Regions from separate parts of the Homo sapiens genome. Here region 2 is linked to region 1. A link is an interaction called in ENCODE POLR2A ChIA-PET data of the cell type or tissue named here. Cell type or tissue: Panc1. All regions are shown on one strand.

Region 1 (2,500 bases):
ACCAATGTGAGATGGTATCTCATTGTGGTTTTGATTTGCAGTTCTCTAATGACCAGTGATGATGAGCTTTTTTTTTATGTGTTTGTTGGCTGCGTAAATGTCTTCTTTTGAGAAGTGTCTGTTCATATCCTTTGCCCACTTTTTGATGAGGTTGTTTGTTTTTTTCTTGTAAATTTGTTTAAGTTCTTTGTAGATTCTGGATATTAGCCCTTTGTCAGATGGGTAGATTGCAAAAATTTTCTCCCATTCTGTAGGTTGCCTGTTCACTCTGATGGTAGTTTCTTTTGCTGTGCAGAAGCTCTTTAGTTTAATTAGATCTCATTTGTCAATTTTGGCTTTTGTTGCCATTGCTTTTGGTGTGTAGTCATGAAGTCTTTGTCCATGCCTATATCCTGAATGGTATTGCCTAGGTTTCCTTCTAGAGTTTTTATGGTTTTAGGTCTTACATTTAAGTCTTTAATCCATCTCGAATTAATTTTTGTATAAGGTGTAAGGAAGGGGTCCAGTTTCAGTTTTCTGCATATGGCTAGTCAGTTTTCACAACATCATTTATTAAATAGGGAATCCTTTCCCCATTTCTTGTTTTTGTCAGGTTTGTCAAAGATCAAATGGTTGTAGATGTGTGGCGCTATTTCTGAGGCCTCTGTTCTGTTCTATTGGCTTATATATCTGTTTTGGTACCAGTACCATGCTGTTTTGGTTACTGTAGCCTTGTAGTATCATTTGAAGTCAGGTAGTATGATGCCTCCAGCTTTGTTCTTTTTGCTTAGGATTGTCTTGGCTATACAGGCTCTTTTTTGGTTCCATATGAAAGTTGAAGTAGTTTTTTCTAATTCTGTGAAGAAAGTCAATGGTAGCTTGATGGGGATAGCATTGAATCTGTAAATTACTTTGGGCAGTATGGTCATTTTCACAATATTGATTCTTCGTATCCATGAGCATGGAATGTTTTTCCATTTGTTTTTGTCCTCTCTTACTTCCTTGAGCAGTGGTTTGTAGTTCCCCTTGAAGAGGTCCTTCACATCCCTTGTAAGTTGGATTCCTAGGTATTTTATTCTCTTTGTAGCAACTGTGAATGGGAGTTCACTCATGCTTTGGCTCTCCGTTTGCCTATTATTGGTGTATAGGAATGCTTATAATTTTTGCACATTGATTTTGTATCCTGAGACTTTGCTGAAGTTGCTGATCAGCTTAAGGAGATTTGGGGTTGAGATGATGGGGTTTTCTAAATATATAGTCATGTCATCTGCAAACAGAAACCATTTGACTTCCTCTCTTCCTATTTGAATACCCTTTGTTTCTTTCTCTTGCCTGATTGCCCTGGCCAGAACTTCCAATACTGTGTTGAATAGGAGTGGTGAGAGAGGATATCCTTGTCTTGTGCCGGTTTTCAAAGGGAATGCTTCCAGTTTTTGTCCATTCAGTATGATATTGGCTGTGGGTTTGTCATAAATAGCTCTTATTATTTTGAGATACGTTCCCTCAATACCTAGTTTATTCAAAGTTTTTAGCATGAAGGGGTGTCAAATTTTATCGAAGGCCTTTTCTGCATCTGTTGAGATAATCATGTGATTTTTGTCATTAGTTCTGTTTATGTGATGGATTGTGTTTATTGATTTACGTATGTTGAACCAGCCTTGCATCCCAGGGATGAAGCCGACTTGATTGTGGTGGATAAGCTTTTTGATGTGCTGCTAGATTCAGTATTTTATTGAGAATTTTCACATTGATGTTCATCAGGGATATTGGCCTGAAATTTTCTTTTTTTGTTGTGTCTCTGCCAGGTTTTGGTATCAGGATGATGCTGGCTTCATAAAATGAGTTAGGGAGGAGTCCTTTTTCTATTGTTTGGAGTAGTTTCAGAAGGAATGGTACCAACTCCTCTTTGTACCTCTGGTAGAATTCGGCTTTAAATCTGTCTGGTCCTGGGCTTTTTTTGATTTGTAGGCTTTTAATTACTGCCTCAATTTCAGAACTTGTTATTGGTCAATTCAGGGATTCAACTTCTTTCTGGTTTAGTCTTGGGAGGGTATATGTGTCCAGGAATTTATCCATTTCTTCTAGATTTTCTAGTTTATTTGCATACAAGTGTGTATAGTATTCTCTGATGGTAGTTTGTATTTCTGTGGGATCAGTGGTAATATTCCATTTATTATTTTTTATTGTGTCTATTTGATTATTTTTTCTTCTTTATTAGTCTGGATAGCAGTCTATCTATTTTGCTAATCTTTTCAAAGAACCAGCTCCTGGATTGATTGATTTTTTTAAAGGGTTTTTTGTGTCTCTATCTCCTTTAATTCTGCTCTGATCTTAGTTATTTCTTGTCTTCTGCTAACTTTTGAATTTGTTTCTTCTTGCTTCTCTACTTCTTTTAATTGTGGTGTTAGGGTGTCGATTTTAGATCTTTCCTGCTTTCTCCTGTGGGCATTTAGTGCTGTAAGTTTCCCTCTAAACCCTGCTTTAGCTGTGTCCCAGAGATTCTGGTACATTGTGTCTTTGT
Region 2 (2,500 bases), 320 kb after region 1:
GCACAAACTGCTTTACCAACCTAGTCCCAGGAGGAAATGAGGGGTGAGAAGAGGAGTGCAGGTTCCAGCTTCAGGGAGGAATCCTTGGCATTTACATAGCAAACAACACCCAGGTGAGGCGGTGTGTCAACAAGGCCCAGCTCAACAGCTCCCAAGTCTCAGCATATTTTAAATGTTTGCCACATGCCAGACATTAATATTTTAACGGCTGCACGTCCGTGGCAGGCGGAGCAGCATCCGGAACACAGCGTAAAAATTGAGTGATAATAGCCTGCCTGTATGCGAGGTCAGTGGGGCATTGCCGCGCCGGCTCCAGCCTCTCTAGAAGCCACTCACGCACCCCGCCATCCCCCACCCCCCTTCCCGAGGCTGACACAGCCTGAGGATGGCAGGGCTGTCTGCCAAAGTGCTGGGAACCGGCAGGGCTCTCCTGGCCTCAGTGACTCCAGGCAGCTCCCAGGACCCTTCATAAGCCCCCAAGTTGGGGGTGAAAGGGGTTATGGGTGATGTGTGCCGGGAACAAACTCAGTTCCAGCATAGGTGCAGTATCTTTGGCCAGGAATTCAGCAAGCTTTGGATATTTGAAATCCAGCAAGAGTATTCTGAGGGTGAGGGGGCTGTGCAGCAGTAGACAATGAAAGTTTCCTCCTTGGTAGAATTAATCAATGGAATTAGGAGATTCCTGATATCCCTTAAGACAGAAAATATGTGATTCAGGAAGGTGTATGACCAAATATCGCTCCCAGTTTTTCTTTCTAAAAATACACACACACAAGATGAATACTCAAAACCCCCCCCCCCCCCCATCATATGAGACCTTTAAAAAATCCTCTCTGGCTAGTGTGTCTTAGAAGCTACTCGTTACTGCGCACTTGGCCTCCAAACACCTCAGTGAAGCAGTGTGGAAATTACAATGATGATTACTTGTTAATAACAACTAGTGTTTAACGAGCACATAACCATGTTCAGTTGGGGTCAGCAAACTTTTTCTGCAAAGGACCAGGCAGCAAATGTTTTTGGCTTTGTGGGCCATCCTCAACTCTGCTGCTGTGGCTAGAAAGCAGCACAGACAAAACTTAAAGGGAAGAGAGAAGCTGTGTTCAAATCCAAGTTTGCAAAAAGAGGCCATGGGCCTGATTTGGCCCATGGGCTATAGTTTGTCAGTTCTGTTCTAGGCGGTGTGCTAAGTGTTTTAGTGCATAATCTCCTTGAATCCTCATAGTAACCTAGGGGGAGGGTGCTGTTATATATTCATTTTTAGAAATAAAGAAACTGGCCAGGCACAGTGGCTCATGCCTGTAATACCAGCACTTTGGGAGGCTGAGACAGGCGGATCGCTGGAGGTCAGGAGTTCGAGATCAGCCTGGCCAGCATGGTGAAACCCCATCTCTGCTAAAAATCCAAAAAATAAAACTAAAAAATAAAATATAAGCCGGAGGTGATGGTGCAAGCCTACTCAGGAGGCTGAGGCAGGAGAATCACTTGAACCCGGGCGGCGAAGGTGGCAGTGAGCCGAGATTGCGCCACTGTACTCCAGCCTGGACAACAGAGCAAGACTCTGTCAAAGGAAGGAAAGGAAGGAAAGAAAGCAAGCTCAGAGTCAGGGTTAGGTACGTTGACCAAGATCACAAAGTTAATATGCAGTCCAGTTGCAATTCAAACACTTAACTCTAATTCTCTAGTTAAGAGTTTGTAGATGAGATTTATGGAGTCAGGTACTGTTACTGGGGATCAGGTACTGTTGTCTTTACAACTCAATTATTATACCCATTTTATAGATGACAAAACTAAGTCCAGATAGGTGAACTGACTGGCCCAAGGGTACACAGCTCAAAAGTGGCAGAGCAGAAGTCTGAACCTGAGTGGTCTCTAATTCCACAATCTCGTGTCTTAACTGCTTAACGCTCAGGACTTTCTTTGGAGGTAGGTCACTGGGCAGAAGGTCCAGGCGGGCAGAGCTCTGCCAAATCATTCCTTCATCACTGGAAAAATATGAGATCCAATCCCTACTCTGACTGTGCCCACCTGTCCCCACAATAGGTCACAGGAAAAAGAGCTGACTGTGCTTTGTGGCCCCCTAACCCTGAACATATGTGGGGTTTCAAAGGCAAAAGGACTTGAAATCTGGACATGAAAGCCCCAGCCAGCTGCCCTGATCAAGTCTCAATCAATTAGTCCCTCCCGGCCCAGGCACTGGATCTCTCCGTGGAAGCTGGAAGGACAGAACCCCCACCCTGTGCCGAGTCAGCACTGGCATGCCCAGAATAGGAGCACTCAGCCCAGCGCCCCCCGCCCGCACAGCCCACTCATAATGACACCCAGGCAGCCAGGTATGGAGCAGATAGCAATTTTCCTTTTTACTTATTGGTGCAAGGCAAGTCAGAGAGCCTGACAGGGCCCCAAACAAGCTGTCAGGAACTTCTAATTAAGGCTGAATGGCATAAAGAGTGCACACGCCCTCCCAGCCTCAGAATTAGCAGGACAAAGTACCGAGATGGAG

Evidence for each region. ChIA-PET counts read pairs that join two places held together with the same protein. Peaks named below come from ENCODE experiments on the same cell type or tissue, not always from the same donor. Only the 100,000 strongest peaks of a DNase experiment are listed, where the experiment ranks them.
Region 2: POLR2A ChIA-PET joins it to region 1 with 11 read pairs; 2 of 35 experiments call an interaction of 5 or more read pairs at or near these places.

The regions. Positions count from the first base shown.
Region 1 is chr11:117,399,680-117,402,179 of GRCh38, forward strand. The region is part of intron 27 of CEP164 (centrosomal protein 164); the gene reads left to right. Among named protein-coding and RNA genes, the nearest start is that of CEP164, 73 kb to the left of the region's middle. In Panc1, no CTCF peak of the experiment used is centred here; no DNase peak of the experiment used is centred here.
Region 2 is chr11:117,717,879-117,720,378 of GRCh38, forward strand. The region is part of intron 3 of DSCAML1 (DS cell adhesion molecule like 1); the gene reads right to left. Among named protein-coding and RNA genes, the nearest start is that of DSCAML1, 78 kb to the right of the region's middle. In Panc1, no CTCF peak of the experiment used is centred here; no DNase peak of the experiment used is centred here; H3K27ac peaks cover 1,495 bases.